2 separate regions of the Homo sapiens genome follow, and region 2 is linked to region 1. Evidence: chromatin loops called from intact Hi-C (ENCODE). Cell type or tissue: right lobe of liver. All regions are shown on one strand. Links, peaks and the distances in the headings refer to the core of each region. The heading gives the core; the rest is flanking DNA. Region 1 overlaps TMOD2 (tropomodulin 2). Region 2 overlaps LOC105370816 (a long non-coding RNA gene).

The links. Peaks named below come from ENCODE experiments on the same cell type or tissue, not always from the same donor. Only the 100,000 strongest peaks of a DNase experiment are listed, where the experiment ranks them.
Region 2: it touches region 1 in a loop (5-fold over the local background); 108 of 110 quality-filtered maps call a loop at or near these places.

Annotation. Positions count from the first base shown.
Region 1 is chr15:51,755,167-51,766,134 of GRCh38, reverse strand. All of the region lies in intron 1 of TMOD2 (tropomodulin 2), which reads right to left. Among named protein-coding and RNA genes, the nearest start is that of TMOD2, 9.1 kb to the right of the region's middle. In right lobe of liver, for the core only: a CTCF peak has its summit at 6,119 (motif pointing right); a DNase peak (open chromatin) is centred at 6,481; H3K27ac peaks cover 286 bases.
Region 2 is chr15:51,643,366-51,654,333 of GRCh38, reverse strand. It overlaps LOC105370816 (a long non-coding RNA gene), which reads left to right. Exons shown (of 5, transcript XR_932236.3): 2 at 766-926. Among named protein-coding and RNA genes, the nearest start is that of DMXL2, 26 kb to the right of the region's middle. RefSeq lists a cis regulatory region at 1,648-2,228. In right lobe of liver, for the core only: a CTCF peak has its summit at 4,214 (motif pointing left); a DNase peak (open chromatin) is centred at 6,933.

The DNA of each region.
Region 1 (10,968 bases), core at 1,978-9,977:
TCCCATTTTATAGATGACAATTCTGAGGTGAAAGTGGCCTAGTGCCTTGCTCGAGGTCACAGAGCTGGGATGCGTGAGCCCCGCCTTCTGATTCCCAGCATAGTGGGTGCTTTTCCCTTATACTACTCTGCCTTCCCTGGCTCTCCATAGAAAAACAGGGGAGAACAATGCACTAATTGTAAGGCAGTTGTAAGAAGCATACTTGTGTCTTTTCAGGGAGAGAGTGATGTGAAGAATACAAAATGGGATTCATTCAGGAACGAGAGTTTGGAACGTCTATGTGAGAAAGCATTGTCCAGTAACTCCCCTGCAATTAAACTAAGTGCGATTCTAAAATCCTGGCCACATGATCACTCTCTCTATTTTTCTCCTTGCTTTGTTTTCCATTCTATTTCTAGTCCCATTTCCTTTTTGTTCTACGTATTCATTCTTTATACCCTCAGACCGTTCTTCTCTCGACCCTTATTTTTTATACCACCTCACTTCTAAATATTCACCCAAAATGCAATTTTTACTCAATCCCTTTCTCCTTGCAGAGGATTCTACAGATCTTCCTTAGAAAGATAATACTCATTCAGGAAACAGTAATGTACTTCACTGACTGTGTTTCTCCTTAGGAGGTATTACCACCAATCACATCTTTCAGGCCAATAAATATTTGTTATATACCTACTATTTGCCAGGCATAGTTCTAGCAAACAGAAATACAAAGATAAACAAGATATGCCACCTTTCCCCAAGAAGATCACAGCTTAGTGAGACAGGCACACAAATAGCAATAATGTCATAAGTATTAGACGTAACGTATAAAGTAGGTTTAAAAACACATGAGGAGGCCAGGAACGTTGGCTCACGCCTGTAATCCCAGCACTTTGGAAGGCCAAGGCAGGTGGATCACCTGAGGTCAGGAGTTTGAGACCAGCCTGACCAATATGGTGAAACCCCATCTCTACTAAAAATACAAAAATTAGCTGGGTGTGGTGGCATGTGCCTGTAGTCCCAGCTAGTCGGGAGGCTGAGGCAGGAGAATTGCTTGAACCCGGGAGGCAGAGGTTGCAGTGCTGAGATGGCATCACTGCACTCCAGCCTGGGTGACAGAGTGAGACTCTCTCAAAAAAAAAATTATATTTATCAAAATGCCCCCTCTCCCCAAGATCACAGCTTAGTGAGACTCTCACACAAACAGCAATAATGCCGTAAGTATTAGACATAATGTAAAAAGTAGGTTTGAAAACACATGGGGAAATAATCACTGAGTAAGTGGGGGAAGTTTGAGGGGAAACTGTGAAAAAGAGGCTGTGTTTGAACATTGAAGGAGGAGGTCATAAGGTGGACATGAATGGGCAAGTGTCATTCTAGGAAAAGGGAACAGCACAAAGGGGTACAGGATAAGACAGTAAATGATATGCTGGTAGAGCAGGCGGCATGGCTACAGAGGGGGATTCATGGAGGAAGGGAGAGGAAAGAACTAAAGACGAGGGTGGGACATCTGTGAAGGGCCTTCCTTCTGCGCCTTGCTAAGGGACCTGAACTTTATTCTGTTGGGAATGGCAAGCCACCACAGCTTCTTAAAGTAGGGGAGTGATCTGAGCACGCCAATCTTTTTTTATGAGTTCAAATCATAAGAATGAAGAATGAGTTGGCATGGAACGAGACTGGCTGCAGGTGGGCCTCTTAAGGGCTATTGGAATAGTGTTCCCTTTCCTTTGTGAATTCAACGGCTCACAATGTTCAGGTTTGTGGTTTCTGTGTCGATACCCCTTTCACATGCAATGCAACGCTCTTTTCCATTAGCTCAGCTTCTTATTTATTAATTTAGAGATAGGGTCTCCCTCTGTTGCCCAGGCTGGAATGCAGTGGTACCATCTCGGCTCACTGCAACCTCCAGCTCCTGGGCTCAAGTGATCCTCCCACCTCAACCTCTGGAGTAGCTGGGATTACAAGTGTGCAACACGAAGCCCGGGACTACAGGCATGTGCCACGATGCCTAGCTAATTTTTAATTTTTTTTTGTAGAGATGAGGTCTCCCAGCCCTCCTTTTTTTTTTTTAAATCTTTAATGACTATATTCTAGTAAATAAACAAACAAAAATTCTACTAAAGTCAGAGAAACCAATTGGATCCTATACACTTTGTTCTGGTGCCAGCTACCACTAACTTACTGCATCACACAGGACAAGGATGGCATCTTCCAGGCCCTTATCCATCAAATGAATTGGTTGAAGCACCCTACTTAATGGATTCTAAAATGCATACTTTGCCACATTTAACATTCTGAAATTGAGATGTGTCTTAGAATTCATGGTGTCCTACAATTACTGTTGTCCCAGCAGCAGTAAAAATGTACTTGTCATTGCTTGTATATACCTAAATATCAAAAGCACCAACTTCAAAACTAGCAGAGTGGATGTAAAGGTCTTGGAAGGAAATCCCAGGGACAACTGTGGAATACTCTTTTAAAATTTAGAAAGCAGACAATCGTGGGGAGGTGACAATGCAGGTATGTTTAGCAGCACTCCTGAAGAGAGGCCCAGATTAGGACAGTTCCACATAATTACAGAGTGAGTTTAAGTGCCCAGTTCAATGGCTTTTAGTTTTAGTTTTGTTTTTTTACAGATTTTTTAAATTACCACTCGATGGCACAGAGGAAATTATTATGTGGAAAAGAACCAGATATGGATAAGTAAAATAGTGATCTAAAATGTTGGACTCTGAGTGTGAAGAAGTTTTAAGAATATCAACTAATGAATGCATTTCACTTACATTTCCCCTTTTAATGTATGCACAGGAGAGATATATGATTTTAAAAATCCATGTATATTCATAGCACATTTATTTGTAATTGCCAAAAATTGAAAACAATGTGAATGATAGTAAATGAATAAAAAACAAATTGTGACCAGGTGCAGTGGCTCACGCCTGTAGTCCCAATGTTTTGGGAGGCTGAGGCAGGAGGATTTCTTGAGCCCAGGAATTTGAGACCAGCCTGGGCAACACAGTGAGACCCCGTTTCTACAATTTTTTTTTTTAAAAATTAGCTGGGCATGGTGGCACATGCCTGTAGTCCCAGTTATTCGGGAGGTTGGGGTGGGAGAATTGCTTCAGCCAGGAGGTCGAGGATGCAGTGAGCTATGATTGCACCACTGCACTCCAGCCTGGGCAACAGAATAAGACCCTGTCCCTAAATAAATAAATAAAAATAAACAAATTGTCGTATATCCACATAATGGAATACTTCTCAGCAATAAAAGGGAATGAACTATTGATGTACACAAAAACATGGATGAACCTCAAAATAATTATAATGAGAGAAAGAAGACCAAAAAGAATGTATACTGCAGGATTCCATTTATCTAAAATTTTAGAACACATAAACTAATTTATATGACAGAAAGAAATCACAGTTGCTTAGGCATGGGAGAGAGGTGGGAGGGGCTGATGAGAGGAATGACATAGGGGCATGGGGAACCTTTTGGGGATGTTGCATATGTTTACTACCTTGATTGTGGTGATGGTTTCACACATACATGCATATATCAAAACTTATCAAACTGTACACTTGAAATATGTGCACTTTATTGTATGTCATTTACACTTCAGTAAAAAAGATTTCAAAAAACCTATGTGGAAGTCGAAAACAGCTCTTTCAATAAAGTAAAAATTATTATTATTTTTTGAGACACGGTCTCAGTCTGTTGCCAGGCTTGAGTTCAGTTGTATGTCAGTACAACTCACTGCAGCCTTGACCTCTTGGGCTCAAGCGATTCTCCCACATCAGTCTCCTAAGTAGCTAGGACTACAGGTGTGCACCACCATGCCGGGCTATTTTTTTTTTATTTTTTGAAGATACAGGATCTCACTATGTTGTCCAGGCTGGTCTCCAACTCCAGTCTTCAAACAATCCTCCCAGCCTGGCCTACCACAGTGCTGGAATTACAGGTATGAGCCACTGTGCCCAGCCAAAAATTTGTATTTTTTTTTTTTTTTGAGGCAGAGTCTCACACTCACACCCAGGCTGGAGTGCAGTGGCGCAATCTCGGCTCACTGCAAGCTCCACCTCCCGGGTTCATGCCATTCTCCTGCCTCAGCCTCCTGAGTAGCTGGGACTACAGGTGCCCGCCACCACGCCCGGATAATTTTTTTTGTATTTTTAGTAGAGACAGGGTTTCACAGTGTTAGCCAGGATGGTCTCGATCTCCTGACCTCGTGATCTGCCTGTTTCGGCCTCCCAAAGTGCTGGGATTACAGGCATGAGCCACCGTGCCCGGCCAAAAATTTGTATTTTTAAGAAAACATGTTATATTTTGATTGCCAGCCTTTTTTTCTTAGTGATACATAAAATACTGGAGAGTTTTACAATCAATGGTATCTTAGAGTTTATAAGATTCTATTTGAATTTTTTTTTTTTTTTAAAGACAGGGTCTCATTCTGTTGCCCAGGCTGGCTTGATCATAGCTAACTGCAGCCTCCAATTCCTGGGCTCAAATGATCTTCCTGCTTCAGTCCCTCGAGTAGCTGGGTCTACAGGTGTGTATCACCATGCCCAGCTAATTAAATTTTTTTTTCTTTTTTGCAGAGATGAGGTCTTACTATATTGCCCAGGCTGGTCTTGAATTCCTGGGCTCAAGCAATCCTCCTGCCTCAGCCTCCCAAAGTGCTGGAATTACAGGCATGAGCCACAGTGCCCAGCCTCTATTTGGATTTCTATTGCTGGATTCTCTAACTAAACCTAAACTCCCAATTTTTCTCTAAACAGAGTTGCCGTCTAGATTAATCTACCAGTCAGACACTCCCAACACTCAGACCAGCTTCAGACTCTCCCACTTTTTTTTCTGAGTCCAGCCGGTCAGCACCTCCTGCAGGTCCTTATTGCACAACATTTTTCACACCACCCCTTCTTTTCACTCTTGTTTCAGCCTTTTGTTCCTTCATACCTGCACTACTCTGATTGCATCTTGAAAGATTTCTGTTTTTCCCTGTAAGCTACCCAGAACACTATAATTGGATCATTTTTCTCAACACTGCTAACAAGCCACTTCCCTGGTTAAGAACTTACAATGGCTCCCTCTTGTCCACAGAATGAAATCCAGACAATCTAGCTCCAAAGCTCCCATGATTTGGCTTTAACCTGCACTTCCTGTTTTCTCTCTCGTTACTTTCCTGGGGAGCCCACTTCGGCTAAAATGGCTTATTTGCTCTCTGTGGTAGGCAGAATCATGGCCACCTAAATACGTCCTCCTCCTATTCCTCACATCTATATGTTACTTTACATGGCAAAACAAATGAGTTGTGATTAGATTAAGGATTAAGGATTTTTTTTTCTTTTTTTGAGACAGAGTTTTGCTGTTGTTGCCCAGGCTGGAGTGCAATGGCACGACCTCGGCTCACTGCAACCTCTACCTCCCGGGTTCAAGCAATTCTCCTGCCTCAGCCTCCAGAGTAGCTGCGATTACAGGCATGCACCACCATACCCAGCTAATTTTTTGTATTTTTAGTAGAGATGGGGTTTCACCATGTTGCCCAGGCTGGTCTTGAGCACCTGATCTCAAGTGATCCACTCACTTCGGCCTCCCAAAGTGCTGAGATTATAGGCGTGAGCCACCACGCCCAGCCCAGATTAAGGATTTAAAAATAGAAAGACCATTTTGGATGATCTGGGTGTGCCAATGTAATCCAAAGGACTCTTAAAAGATGGAAGAGGAAGGCAGAAGAGTCAGTGTCATGCAATTTTTTTGCTTTGAAGATGGTGGAAGGGGCCATGAGCCAAGGGATGTGGGCAGCCTCTGGAGGCTGGGAAGGGCAAGGACATGGATTCTCCCCTAGGGCCTTCAGAAAGGAATACAGTCCTGTGACACCTTGATTTTAGCCCAGTGACATGTGTTTCAGACTTCTAACTTCCACAAAAGTAAGAATAAGTTTGTATTGTTTTAAGCCACTGGATTTATGCTAATTTGTTACAGCAGCAATAGGGAATGAACACACCCTCTTACCCAAATACTTCCATTTTCCAGGATGATTGTTCTGGCTGTCTTCTGTTTGCACCTCCACATCCACTCCCCTGCTGCTCTGTGCTCCAGGAAGATGATCTATTTAGACTGTATCAATGGGTTCCCTTTCTGTCTGGCTTCTGTTTGGCCCACAGGGGGCACTAGCAGGAAACTGGAGAGCAGGGGAGGGGGAGATTGGGTCCAGAAGGTCACATCTCCCAAGAGGCAGCCCTCTCCATACAGCTGCCTGCCCCTGGCTGGCCTCAGGCCTTGGGTGGTAAGGGTTCCTTGTGCAGCTGGTGCCAGAGTTCTGCCTTGTTGGATTCCCTAAATCCTCCCCCCATCTTTGTAAATAGCCTCTTTATTAAATTTTTCTCAAGTTACTCGAGTGTATCCCGTTTCTTGTTGGGATGCTGGCTGATACATTAATATTACTTGGAATGCTGTTCTCTATTCTCATGGCCTATCTATGCGCTCTGCTCTTGAGACCTGGCTCAGATCCCAGTTCTGCAGGACCACAGAATGTCAGAGCTGAAAGAGTCCTTAAAGATTGCTCAATCCAGCAACATAGATGGTTTTTCTTCTATTTCTCTGACCATTTCTTTTTGGTCTCTTTTAGCAATTCTTCTTCCTCCACCTTAAATACTGGCATTCTTCAAGGTCTCATCTTATAAATTCTTCTATTTCCATACTACATATTCTCTCTGGAGGAACTCATCTGCCTCCAAAATTTTAATTATAATATATATCCAGGAGATTCCAAAATCTGTATCTTCATCCTAGACTTTTTTCCTGAGGGTTAGGCCCCTATATTTCCATCTGCCTAATTCACATCTCTCCTTGGCTGCCTCAGACACCTCAAATATGTCAGAAGTGCTCTCATCATCTTTCCTCCTCCAGAATCTCCCATTTCAGGAAATTGGCCGAAAAACCAGGGAGCCATCCTTAACATCTTCTCTCTCTCGTCTCTTTTCCAGCCATCAATCACCAAATCCTGTCCTTACCTAAACGTGTTGAGAATCCACCCACTTCACTCATCTGCATTGTCCACATTCAACCCTATCCCTTCCTGATCCATTCGCCATACAAATGGCCAAAGTGAGCACAGAGTTAAACAACTCTTCTCTAGTTACTTAAAATCCTCCAGTGGCTTCTGCTGCCTTGAGGATAAGGTTCAAATTCAGTCTGTCTTCTGTCATCTTCGTCAGCCTCATCCTGTGCTGCACTCCCCATCTCCTCCTGGCTCCAGCCTCCTGGCCCAATTCCAATGCCTGGATCATGCCTTATGTTGTTCTCTCTGCTCAGAACACTCTCACCCCACTCCCCTCTGGCTGACTGCTATCCTACTCATCCCCTGGTCTCATGCAAGCTTCACTTCTTCAGGGAAGCCTTGTTTGGACCTGGAGACAAGGTCTGGGTCACTCCCCATCTCCATGCTACCCCTTTAATCACATCTGTTCTTGGCTTTATTACAACTACTTGCTTTATCTCTATTTTCCTTGCTAATCTCTGTGAGGGAGGGGGACTGTATGAGTTTTATTCACTGATAAAATCCTGACTCCCAGCACAGTTCTTGATCTGAAGTAGGTATCCAATAAATATTGTGTAACAAATGTCATGTGAAAGAAATGAGTTCAAATGAACCCGCAGGTCCAGAGCTCATTCCACTCTATCCACTGCTTCCTCTCCCTGTGATGGAGCTTTCTGAGATCATCTAAGCCCACAGAAGTTGCCCCTTCCTCTAAATTTGTATGCCTACATCACCAATTTGACATATCTTGCTATCTTTTCATGTATGTTGCATGTATGGTTCTCTCTCCAGCTACACTACAAACTCCCAGAAAATAAGTGCCATGTCATACTTCAGTAGGAAAATACATTAATTAATTAAAATAACATGTTCATACTATGTAACAGTAGCTGTTAAAACAAATTGCCTATGTTGTGTCAATGTACCAGGGGATCTCAAAGTCAGAGGAGAAAAAAAAAACTTGCATCCTCCTGGAGCACAACTTTGATCTGAAGATTTGGGGAAAAGCTAGTTATTATTATTATTATTATTATTATTAGAAATAGGGTCTCACTCTGTTCCCCAGGCTGGAGTGCAATGATGTGATCATAGCTCACTGCAGCCTTGTACTCCTGAGCTTAAGTGAACCTCTTGCCTCAGTATTCCCCCCACCTCCTTTGACCCCAGCTGAGACTACAGGTATGTCCCACTATACTCAGCTAGTTTTTAAATTTTTTGTAGAGACAGGGTCTCGCTACATTGCCCAGGCTGTATTTTTAAAAAGCAAATATAGAAATACTGTGGAGAAGAATGCAGTATTCTCATAGCTTTTAAAGTCAAATCAAAGCTTTTCCAGCTCATGGCTGGTCTGCTTTTGCCCCCACCAAGGCTGCCCAAGGGCTCCCATTTGTCTTCCGTCCTGTTAGCAATGCTGCCGTGGGAAGTTAGCAAGCACTGCTACAGCCTCCCCTCCAGTGGTGTGTCTGTCCCATGGCAAGCATTTAACATGCAATATGATGCTAATGTACATGCTGGAGTGAAGCAAATGCCTAACAAGGCTTCCAGGAGTCCTGGTGGGCAAGTACAGGAGCCAGTTAGGAAAACAGAAAATAGGATTAAAGACTTGAGCTGATGGAAGCATGACTTGGGCCCTTAAATAACTCTTCCTATTATCCAAATATACAAGCCTTGGGAAGGAAAATAAGGAGTATGGCTTTTTTTTTTTTTTTTTTTTTTTGAGACGGAGTCTGGCTGTGTCGCCCAGGCTGGAGTGCAGTGGTGCGATCTCCGTTCACTGCAAGCTCTGCCTCCCGGGTTCACGCCATTCTCCTGCCTCAGCCTCCCGAGAAGCTGGGACTACAGGTGCCCGCCACCACGCCCAGCTAATTTTTGTATTTTTAGTAGAGACGGGGTTTCACCATGTTGGCCAGGCTGGTCTCGAGCTCCTGATCACAGGTGATCCACCTGCCTTGGCATCCCAAAGTGCTGGGATTACAGGCGTGAGCCACCACGCTCAGCCCTCTTTATTCTTTTTAATATGTCTTCAATATTTCATAATTTTAAACAATTAGTGCACCGATTTGCACCAGAACCAAATCCACATTTTCTAAAACTAGTAAATTAGAACAGAATCTGCATATCAATGTATCCTCCAACAAAACATGAATTGATCTTAGATATTTAATTCATTTCTGGCTGCTGGGCAAATATAACACAGCAACCGCCTGTTTTGTAATGTAGCTATTTGAAGATGGGCCAATTAAGTTTGTTTTATTTTAAACAACTAAAAGACTTCTATATATTCTGGGAAATACTTGCAGAGGATGAAGGACAGAATGAGGCGGGATAAGGAGAAGTCTCAGTCTGAAATATGGTACGGCAATGGGAAGGAACAAGCTGAAAGAGGAAAGAGGAACAGATCTTACTAGAATGCAGAGCTCGTATTTCCCAATCTTACAACACAAACTTGCCAAAGATTAAATCATACTTGAAAAACAAGGTGCCCACTAGTGACTGCTCCTGTCCAAGGTTAGAAGAACACAGAAGACTAAAAGCACGGGCCTTGGAGTTAACCAACCCAAGGTCTGATGGTGCAGATATGTGTGCAGTGACAACCTCTCCAAACTTCTGGTCCTTCCTCAGTAAAACATGCAAAGAACAGTACTTATCTCAGAAGGCTGAGGTGACACTTAAGGTGACCATGTACATATTAGGCGCAGTGTCTAGCAAGCGCAAGCCCTCAGTCAAAGCTATTTCTCTTTCGTCCTTGGTTGTGGAATAATCTCGTGTTTTAGGTGTTCTTTCCCTCTGTTTTCCCCATCAAGATCTGCTGAATATAAAGAGGCAAAACCTGTAAGAGCTGCGGGTCAGCATTGCCAGGTGTAGAAAGCCACCATAGTGTAAGCTAGCCAAGCTATGAGATAGATTTCCACCTGGGTAGGAAGCAGTCAAAAAGCCAAAAAGTCTTGCTGTCTGCCCAGCCTGCCTCTTGGTTTCTAATTCTCATGGCGGGTCCTATTTCCCGCTGTTGTCTTGTCCCTGTGTTTGGCCTTCTTTTCTGTTTTTAGAGGAGTTCCTCTTGCTTGACCTCTATTTATCTCCTTGCCTTCCACTTGGAGATCTGCGCCTTTCTGGGTTTTAACTGCCTGTTGCTTTTAACCATGTCCTTCCTCTTGCCTTTGGGAACTTATGGGCTTCTTCTAACTTCCTGATTGGCACCGGGTTTCCTGCTTTTTGTCCTTTGATTCATGTGCCCTCCTTTCTTCTGCTTGCTTATGTGGTCTTTGACTCACTCATCTTGTCTCTTTCTTTGGCATTTTATACCAGCTAGGTTTTGATCCAGGTTTTGTAATGACTTATGGATGCTGTATGCACCCTGACTTGTGAGTGCTTACCTAGATGATGTGCAAAACATTTAGCAACTGGTATAGAAGGGACACTGCCCAGTCAGAATGGTTGTTTATCAACAATGAGGACAGTTGTCCCCATGCACACCGCTTGAATAGCAGCCCAGCTCACTGGACTCCACACTCCTCTAACCACTCTGATGAGGGACCTCCTGGTCCTTTCTTAGGGCTTGTGCCCCAGCTTGTCTCCTTTCTCCTCATGTCCAGGCTTGGCATGGCTGGCCTTGTGCCCTATTTTGTGAGCTCCTGCCACTCACAGTCCTGGAGTTGACTTTCTCATCCCCACCCTACCTAGCTCTCACCAGGGGAACCTAGGAATAGTGATGACACATGTGAAAGAGGTAATTAGTGGGGCAGCCTTGATGCCAAAACAGGATGGCAAATCATAAAAGCAGAAATAGCAAGAAATCACAGCTTTAAGGAAGGTTGTGCTGAAACATGGGACCAAGGCCAAGGAACTCAAAATGGCTTTGGGAGGAAAGGTGGCTATTTCAGTCCATGGAAGAGCCATAGCAGAAGAGCGCATCTCATTTTACACAACCACGAAGCCTTAAAGTTACGTAGAA
Region 2 (10,968 bases), core at 1,194-9,193, 110 kb after region 1:
AAGTCCATTCAATAGAGAAGGAAAGTCATTTTTGTTTGTTTGTTTGTTTTTTCAAGACGGAGTCTCACTCCGTCACCCAGGCTGGAGTGCAATGGTGCAATCTCAGCTCACTGCATCCTCCACCTCCTGGGTTCAAGTGATTCTCCTGCCTCGGCCTCCCCAGTAGCCGGGACTACAGGCGCTCGCTGCTACGTCCGGCTAATTTTTTGTATTTTAGTAGAGACAGGGTTTCACTGTGTTGCCCAGGCTGGTTGCAAACTCCTGAGTTCAGGCAGTCCACCCCCATTGGCCTCCCAAAGTGCTGGAATTACAGGTGTGAGCCACCGCACCTGGCCAGGAAAGTCATTTTAACAAATGGCACTGAAGATTTAATTTTTTGATACTGAATATAAACAAATTTTGATAGTCACTCATTCCATATACAAAAAATAGTTCAAGATGGATAATAGGCCACATAGCAAAGGCTGAAATCATAAAGCTTTTAGAATTTCACTATTCCTGTAGTAGCTGCTAGCCACATGTGGGCTGTGGAGCACTTGAAATGTGATTAATCCAAATTGAGATGGGCTGAATTTCAAAGACTCGGTGTGAAAGAAAAACTATGCAAAAATCTGATTAATCATTTTTTGCATTGATTACATATTGAAATGATAATATGTTGGAAACACTTGGTTTAATTAAAGTCAATTTCAGTCTTTTTTTTTTTGCTTTTTTTAAATAATGGGGCTACTACCACATTTTAAATTATGTATGTTGAATCTATAGGCAATGACACTCCAACAGCAATGAGCATGTCTAATGCAGAAATCTTGGTTTCTAACACCATCCTTCAATAAAAGGAATCAAGGATCCTTGGAGAAGCAGGTGATTGTAAGACGGGCAGAAGATATACAAGACGACCCTGCAGCATCTTGTAGTGCCTGAAAGTAAGAAAGTGTTCAAAACAAATCTACATTGATGGAGGCATGAAAGCCAACTGAAAGAGCTCCCAATGGTCAAAACTGGAAAGATTCGAGGGAGAAATGACTGCCATAAGATAACCAGCAGTGTTTGCCACACCGGGTAATAACGTGGATTATGTTTCAGATGGAACTTCTTTCACCTGCCCTCCCCTGGCCACTTGCTATCTGAGCATTTATTGAGCACCCATTTTGTGTTAGTGCTGAGAATATGATGTTGAACAAAATATGGTCCTTGACCTCAGGAGTCATGGTGCTCTCATTAGGTGGTCTGGTGGAGAGAGGTGTTGCTAACGTAAGGAGGCAGGAAAAATTCAAGAAGTGAGGGAGTTAGGGGTAAGTATGTCCAAGGCAGTGAAAAAGGGATTATTTAGGTATTAATGAGGCTTTAGGGCCTTCAAAATCAGGAACCGAATCACCTTTCCTCAGCATGTATATATATGTATATATATACATATATATATACACACATATATATATATTCCCCAGCATGTATATATGTGTGTGTGTATATATATATACGTGTATATATATATATATATATACGTATATATATATATGATAGTCCTGAGGTGGTAATGATACTGATGGGCTGGGGTAGGTCCACAAACACTAGTGGGACCTTGACCTCAACCGGTATCCAGGCTCTTGACACCATCACAAGAAGAAATTCAGGGATGAGTCAGAAAATAGTGAAAAGATGAAGATTTATTGCAAAGCGAAAAGTACACACTCAAGAAAGGGGAGTGCAGGTGTACTCAAGAGAGTTGCACACAAGGTTTTCGGGTACTATCTTTATGGGTTTCTGTAACCAAGGGGTGACATATTCATGAAGATTCCTGGAAAAAGGTGAAGATTTCTCAAAACTGTGGTGCCACCCACTTTTGCACTAAATAATGGGTGTTCCTGGAAGTGTCATGGTGCTGGTGGGCATGTGATTACGTTAATGAGCATATAATGAGGTTCTAGGAGAAACCTACGTCAAATCCAGTGACATGTTGGGTTCAGTCAGTCTTAGCCATCTTGGTCCACACCCTGTTTCTCAGGGTCTTATCAGCCCATAGCCTCTGCAGCTATTTCAACAGTTGCCTTTTGCTAGTCATATGAAATTGTTGCCTGGAATTTTCTAATCTCCTACGGCCACCTTATATTATTCCTCTCTCAGTAGTATAACTCTGACTATAAAATTAAGATCTAATCATCTACAGCACTCATAGACATTATCTTTAAACTAATTCCACAGGCAAAAGGCTAATTACAGGGTTTTTGTAGCCTTTTGTTGGTATATAGAACTCTATATGCTGTATGTTTTTATGGAGGCTGCCTGGAATTTGCTGTATTGTTTCTGAGGCTGTCCTTTACACTTCAAAAATTTCTTATGAGCATTTATGTCAAGATTAAGGAAGCCAAGGTAATAGAAATAGGCCAACACTTGGTGAATTATTGGAAAGTTTATATAGGCAGCTACATACATAAGATTAGCCATCCTTGGAAGATTGAACTCATTTCATTTACTCTCTCCCCAATAATAATGAAGATTCTACAATGGAAACAGGAGTAAATATGTAATGTATTTTTTATTGATATTAAAATACATGAGATAATATTATTTGTATTTCCAGACTTGAGGCCATCCTCTGTATCTCCACCCCTGACCACTCCCTTGACCACATACATATCCAGTTACCTAGAGCACTGGATGACCGGCAAGCATCTCAAGTCTCAAATGCAACTACTCAAGCTCCTTCCTCCCTCACTCATGCTGCATCTCAAGAAGATGTAAGCCAATTATCCAGAGGCACTGAGGGTCCTATGCGACTGCACCATCATATCCCACAACCTGCTATTCACTGTTATTCTGCTTGTCCAGTCCATCTCCCTCCTCTCAATCTCCCCTCTGCCCTAGTTCAGGCTGCCATCATTTATTCGTTTATTTGTTCAGTAAGTATTTCTTGAGTACATATCATGTGCCATTCATATTCTGTGCCTCAAATAGAATAAGCAGTGAACAAAACACTCAGTGAACGTCACTGAACAAAACTGACACAAAACCTGCCTTCACAGAGTTTGCATTCAGGTGGAAAGGGAAATAAAACAGATAAGCAAAATACACATTGCTAGAAAGTTATGGGTGTATAGGAGAAAAAATAAAGCAGAGAAGAAGGACATGACATTTAGAGGTGGGGTTGAAAGGTCTCAATAAGGAGGTGACTTTTGTGTAGACTTGAGAAGGAAATGAGGGGGCTAGCGTTGTGGATATCTGGGGCAAAGCCTCCAGAGGAAAGAGTATGGTAAAAGTCCCTGGAGTGAGATTATGCCTGGCCTGTTCTAGGCATGGCAAAGGGGCCAGTGGGAATGGAGTAAAGTGAGCAAGGAGGAAAGGAGTAGAGAGGGATGGAGTGAAGTCAGAGAGCTAATAAAGACAAGATGCCGTAGGTCATTTTCTCAGTGAATGGGAAGCAAAGCCATCAACTGAGAATTGAAGTGATGTTCCTGTAAACAATTTAGTACCTTTGCCTTTTTTGTTTGTTTGTTTTGTTTTTCTTGGTACCTTTGCATTTTGAGGCACATTTTTATACCTATTTGTTGGAGATTCACCTAGGGATAGAAATGTGGGGTTGTATAGGATGTAAATGGAATCAAATAGATTTTTTAGGATTAAATTTTTTCTGATTTTAAAAGTAGGAAATACAAAAGTGTTTAAAGAAGTAAATATCACCTGTGACCACCTCTCCCAGAAATAAGTATATTTTATAAGTATACTTTAATATATTTTATTTAAGTATATTAATTTTTCAATGTGATTAATGCCAAAAGGAGAGTATAAGCCAATTTTATGTATAGCTTGATTACAATTATAAAAATGTGCTTAGAGAAAAAAGGATCAGAAAGGAGCATAACAATATGCTAACGGGTTATGTTAGTAAAAATATATGTGACTTCCTTTCTCTATTTCTAAAAATGTCTGCAATCTTATAATATTCTTAATGAGAAAAATTAATTTTACAAGCTTTTTAAAAATAGCTTTTTTTTTTTTTGTTTTTAAACAAAGATATTTGTTTTGGCAGTCCTCAAAGGAAACTTCTAGAATTACTATACAACTGTATTGACCTAGCGTTTGCCAGAATAATTCTTTTTTTCATTCATTGTGACATGGTACACCACTTTATAGGACTGGATTTGCATAGAAAATACTATTGAAATAACAGAAGGTACCTATTACTGCCTGTATATTCTGCCAACGTTTAGGAAATACTGCCACCAGGTGGATGGTAGGAATTTAGCTTTTGTCCCTTGATTTCATGTATCCTTCCTGTTGCCTTAATTCTGTACAGAAAGTAAGAACAGACAAAACTGACTCTCTGTGTGTGTGTATGTGTGTGTGTGTGTTTAAACACTGGGGGCTTTGGTTGAACCAGGAGGGTAAGCTCAGACAGTTGCTTATGTATGTGTGAACCAAGGAGGAAAGATGAAATCCCAACTAAGAGGACAGCTGAAGTGGAAATCTTGGACAGACTGGATTTCACATCCAGCACACTGAGTAATGCATGCTGATTCTAATTTTAGGGTCTATCCTAAAGAAATAATTATGGATACTTTAAGATTTAACACTGATGCTGCAAAGACTTAACATTGGTGTTTATTGCAGTGTTTATTTTTACTAAGTAAAACAAGAATCTAAATATCTTGCGATTGAGGATTAATTGAATAAATAATGATACGTCTCTGCAATTAACCACTCTTTGACCATTAAAATGAGGTTTAAAAGTATGTAATGACAATGAATGATGTTTATGATATACTTTTGAGTGAAAAATGGAGATAACAAAGTAGTATATGCCACACACAGCTAAAAAACTATAAGGGTATACATAAAAATATTAGCAATAACAATAGTAATTAACATATATTCAGTGCTTACTATGTGCCAGAGAAATTAAAATACCTATCTTGGACCTGCCTTGTCCTCCCTTCTCTAATTTAGTCCTTCTAGTGCTTCTCACTGCTTTTATATCAGTTTCTATTGGGCTCTAGACCCTTTGGAAAATCTTGTAGAGCATATGGGCCCCAGAGAGACATTTAAAAACACATAATATGAAATACAAAGCATTAAACAGGAAATCAATTACATTGGAATACAGTTATTAAAATATCAAAAAATCAAATTTGTGATATAGTTTTATATATACACATACATCTTTTTTTATTATTATACTTTAAGTTCTAGGGTAGATGTGCACAACGTGCAGGTTTGTTTACATGTGCCATGTTGGTTTGCTGCACCCATCAACTCATCATTTACATTAGGTATTTCTCCTAATGCTGTCCCTCCCCCAGCCCCCCATCCCCCAACAGGCCCCAGTGTGTGATGTTCCCCACCCTGTGTCCAAGTGTTCTTATTGTTCAGTTCCCACCTATGAGTGAGAACATGCAACGTTTGGTTTTCTGTCTTTGTGATAGTTTGCTGGGAATGATGGTTTCCAGCTTCATCCATGTCCCTGCAAAGGACATGAACTCGTCCTTTTTTATAGCTGCATAGTATTCCATGGTGTATATGTGCCACATTTTTCTTAATCCAGCCTATCATTGATGGACATTTGGGTTAGTTCCAAGTTTTTGCTATTGTGAATAGTGCCGCAATAAACATACGTGTGCATGTGTCTTTATAGTAGCATGATTTATAATCCTATAGGTATATACCTATACCTATAGGTATAGGTATTGGTATAGGTATTGGTATAGGTATAGGTACAGGTATACCTATACCAATCCCAGTAATGGGATTGCTGGGTCAAATGGTATTTGTAGTTCTAGATCCTTCAGGAATTGCCACACTGTCTTCCACAATGGTTGAACTAATTTATACTCCCACAAACAGTGTAAAAGTGTTCCTATTTCTCCACATCCTCTCCAGCATCTGTTGTTTCCTGACTTTTTAATGATCGCCATTCTAACTGGCATGAGATGGTATCTCATTGTGGTTTTGATTTGCATTTCTCTGATGACCAGTGATGATGAGCATTTTTCCATGTGTCTGTTGGCTGCATAAATGTCTTCTTTTGAGAAGTGTCTGTTCATACCCTTTGCCCACTTTTTGATGGGGTTGTTTGTTTTCTTCTTGTAAATTTGTTTAAGTTCTTTGTAGATTCTGGATATTAGCTCTTTGTCAGATGGTAGATTGCAAAAATTTTCTCCCATTCTGTAGGTTGCCTGTTCACTCTGAATACACATACATACTTCTTTATTAATTCATTTAATAACAAGCTATAGTACAAGGTCTAATAATTTCTGAATAGATCTATTCATAAATGATATTTTAAGATAATTACAATAATCATTATCTATAAAAAAGTGTGCAGAGGCTCACGCCTGTAATCCCAACACTTTGGGAGGCCGAAGCAGGCAGTTCCCTTAAGGTCAGGAGTTTGAGACCAGCCTGTCCAACATGGTAAAACCCCGTCTCTACTAAAAATACAAAAAAATTAGGCGGGCGTAGTGGCGGGCGCCTGTAATCCCAGCTATTCTGGAGGCTGAGGCATAAGAATCGCTTGAACCCAGGAGGCAGAGGTTGCAGTGAGCTGAGATCACGCCACTGCACTCCAGCCTGGGCGATAGAGCAAGACTCCATCTCAAAAAAAAAAAAAAAGTGATATTCATTGGTGACAAAGTCACAGGTACTGCTAAATACAATTGTGTTTTGTTGTCTATATTTATGACTGAAATGTTAAATTGCAGCTGATGCTTAGAGAAAATAGATGTATTTTTTTCCCCATCCAGCCATGTTCCAGCCAGCTGTCACACTATGTCATTCCTTTTTCAAACCCCTTAAATGGCTTTCTGTGTCACTTAAGTCAAAATCCTTACCCCAAGCAGATCTGGTCTGAAGTTCCCTTTCTGATTTCACTTCCTGCCATTTCCTACTAGTCTCACCCTCTCTCCCTGCCATCCAGCCACACTGGCTTCCTTCCAGTTCGTTGATCACAAGCCAACCACAGGCCTGACTCAGGGCCTTTACTCTTGCCATTATCTATTCCAGGGCGTTTTCCCCTTAGATAATGGTAGGGCTTGCTCCCTTATATCAGGGGTCAACAATCATTTTGCATAAAGAGCCAGATGGTAAATATTTTAGGCTTTGTGGGCCATATGGTCTCAAATCTGCTGTGATAATGCAAGAGCAGCCATGGAGAATAAGTAAATAAATGAGTGCGGATGTGTCCCAATAAAACTTTATTTTTGGATGCTGAAATTTGAATTGCATATAATTTTCCCATGTCAAAAAGTATTATTCTCTAAAAAATTTTTTTGTTAACTATTTTAAAAATATAAAAACCATTCTTAGCTCTCGAGCCACACAAAAACAGGTGTGCAGTCAAATTTGGCCCACTGTTCATAGTTTGCTGAACCCTGCCTTACATCGTTCAGGTCTTTGTTCAAATGTCATCTGTTTGGAGAGGTCTGCTTTGGCCACTTCCTCCCAAAAGCCCTTCCCTTCTCTTCTATTACTTTACCTGGCTTTATTTTTCTTCATTGAACTTCCTGGGCCCTAACATATTATATTTTTATTTGTTCATTTTCTGTATTCCTTCTAGAATATAAGTACCATGAGGCAGGGCCTTAGTCGTTTTCCTTGCTGCTATACCCCCATCAGCATGACAGTGCCCAGCACAAAGTAAATGCTCAAATACTTGTTGAATGAATGAATTAGTACTGGTCATCTCGCTGTGAATATACTTACCAGAATTATAAGTTTTCTTAAACTGTGGTGGCCAGAATTGAAAATTGTTTCCCAGTTACAGTCTGAATCAATGCAGAGTAGGATTTAAAAATGCTTATTTTAATGCAGTCATTTTTATAAACCTGTGTATTCAAATTGAAATTTTGGCAAACCAGATTACTCCAAAACTGTACTTGTGAGTGATGTTTTCTGAACCTATATCTAGTTCTCAATGTCTATATTGTTGGTTTGATTTTGTGCTTCAGTCTGCTTTAAATTCTTATAAATTTTGATTCTGTTAGCTTTCACATCAGCTATTCTGGCCATCTATAGATTTGACAATTATACTGTGTCTTCAGCCACACCTTTCAGACCAAGGCAGAGAGGAGGACTGACTCTTGTGACTCCTCCAGGTGGCCAGAACACCATTAATCCAGACATCTGGGATAAATCCTGCAGGTCACCCATTAGGCCAGGGTAATATCGAAGTCGTTCGTGCAAGAACTGGAAATGGAGGTACAGGGGGATTTCAGATAATTCAACTAAAACCCAAAAGCTGTGATATGCAAGCATATCCTTAAAAAGGGAAACGCCTAAGATTAATATTATCATGTCTAAATAAAATGGTGCTTTGTTGCAATGTCTATCACCCAAATTCATAAACTATATTCATACAATGGAGTACTGCTTAGCAGTAAAAAAAAAAACAAACAAACAAAATGCTGATACACGTAACAATGTAAATGAATTTCAAAAATATAGTGTAGAGTATAAGAAGCTAGACACAAAAGGATGCATAGTGTAAAATCCCCTGTATGTAAAGCTCAAGATCAGGTAAAACTAATCCCTGGTGGTAGAAACGAGAAAGCTATTGAGGTGGAGGTATTGGCCAGAAAGGGGGATGAGGAACTTTTCTGGAATGATTGATGGTTATACCAGTATATATATATTTATTTGTGAGAATTCTCCAAGCTGTTCACTAAAGATTTGTGTTTCTTTCTATATGTAAAATACATTTCAATATAGTATGACTTTTCAATAAAAAGTGGCTGGTTTTAGTCATTAGTTTCTTGTGGGCTTTGTAAGCATGAGGAAATTAAATTTCTGAGTTGGCCAGGCTGAAGTTAGAGTCTCATCAATGGTAAATTTGCCAAGGGATCTGCCGTTTTATAGAGGCCTGTGGGGGCCTTGGTCAGCATAATATTTTGGTGTGATAATCAGTAGGGATTTTGTCATATTTTTCACGGAAAGAAAATAAAAGATGTCTATGGCATTAGTTTTGCTGTTGAAAACTAGACTAAATAAATTTGACATGACTTGCTCTTGGTGAATCCTTGTTGGCTCCTGATAAATATATTTCTTTTTTAAATTGCCACAAATTGTGTTTTATTCTCCATTAAAGATTTTTCCAGGTTTACTAGTTTGTAGTTTTTGGTACCCACAACATTCTTTTTAGAAAATTAATACATTATTTGCCTGAATTAAACCTTCTGGCATTTCTTATTAAGAGGCAAGTTGGAGTCATAAAATGTATTTACTTTTTCATGGAATTGAAAGGAAACGTCCTAGGCAAGTTCATTAAGAATCCAAAGAAGATCTCTTCTTTTGAGGTAAGCAATCAAGAACAGTGATCAAGTAGTTTTGCTTCCCATTTAGATCTGGTTTGAATCTTAGCTCACAGATGTGTCACCTTAGGCAAGTTTCTTAACCTTTCCAAACCCCATTTTTTCTAATCTGTAAGAGGGATTGCTATGGCAATTACACAGGGAAATTTTTGTAAAGCACTTAACACAGCACCCGACACATAGTAGCTATCATCATCAACATTATCAGCAGTCTCATCCTCCTCATCTTCATTAACAGGAGCCAGCCCCTCTTGGATTGATTTTCCAGGGCAGTATTTTGTGAACCTCAGTAGAGTGCTCCATGGGCACTTGATTTTTTTCTGCCGACTGACTGACTGAGTTCAGAAGGATCAATTCACACATCAAATTCACAAGAAACTGCTTATTTATTCATTTGTAATGACAAAAGACAGCTGCATCAATATATTCTTTCCTTACACATATAATAGGGAAGCCAAATTATCTATGAAGGTGGTTTGATTAGTACAGGCTCATTGTTCCTTCCACTGGAAACACCCCTTTCCTCTTAGGCACCAAACTAGGTTACAGCTATAGACATGCCAATAGAATTGTGCTCACTGGAGATGACACACAGGCACCCATTTAGACCTTACTGCTGACTGTAAATGATCTTTGTGGGTAGATAATTAATCTTACCCATTACATGTTCATTTTTATCATTTCATTTTTGGAACCTCTATCTTGTGGGCTTTTGGGGGTACATCATTGTCTTTAATTGTTCATACTTCGTCTTTGACTAACTTCAACAATTTCTTCCTTAAAAACTAGCTCTGAAATACCATGCTTTATAGTTGGATAAGAAGGTAGTGAAAGGTGAGAAGTGGGGGGTTGAAGGATATAACTGTACTGTCTTTCTGTTCAAAATATCTTTCTGTGGCCGGGCATGGTGGCTCACGCCTCTAATCCCAGCACTTTGGGAGGCCAAGGCAGGTGGATCACCTGACATAAGGAGGTTGAGACCAGCCTGGCCAACGTGGTGAAACCCCCTCTCTACTAAAAATACAAAAATTAGCTGGTTTTGGTGGTGCATACCTGTAATGCCAACTATTCGGGAGGCTGAGGCAGGAGGATCACTTGAACTCAGGAGGCTGAGGTTGCAGTGAGCCAAGATCATGCCACTGCACGGTAACAGAGCAAGACTCCGTCTAAAAAAAAAAAAAAAAAAAGCCCAAAAAACAAAAACAAAAAAACCCAAAATGTCTTTGTGTATTTATATTATTTAAAAAATCATCAAAAATGTTCCAACTACATAGAGGTAATGTTAGAAAATAGGTAATAGCCGGGTGCAGTGGCTCACGCCTGTAATCCCAGCACTTTGGGAGACTGAGGCAGGTGGATCACCTGACATCAGGAGTTAGAGACCATCCTGACCAACATGGTGAAACCCCATCTCCACTAAAAATACAAAAATTAGCTGGGCATGGTGGAATGCACCCGTAATTCCAACTGCTGGGAAGGCTGAGGCAGGAGAATCACCTGAGCCCGGGAGGCAAAGGTTGCAGTCAGCCGAGATTACATCATTGCACTCCAGCCTGGGCAACAAGAGCAAGACTCTGTCTCAAAAAAAAAAAAAAAAGTAAATAGGTGATAATGGCTACTTTTTTTTTTTCTTTTTGACATGGAGTCTCGCTCTGTCGCCCAGGCTGGA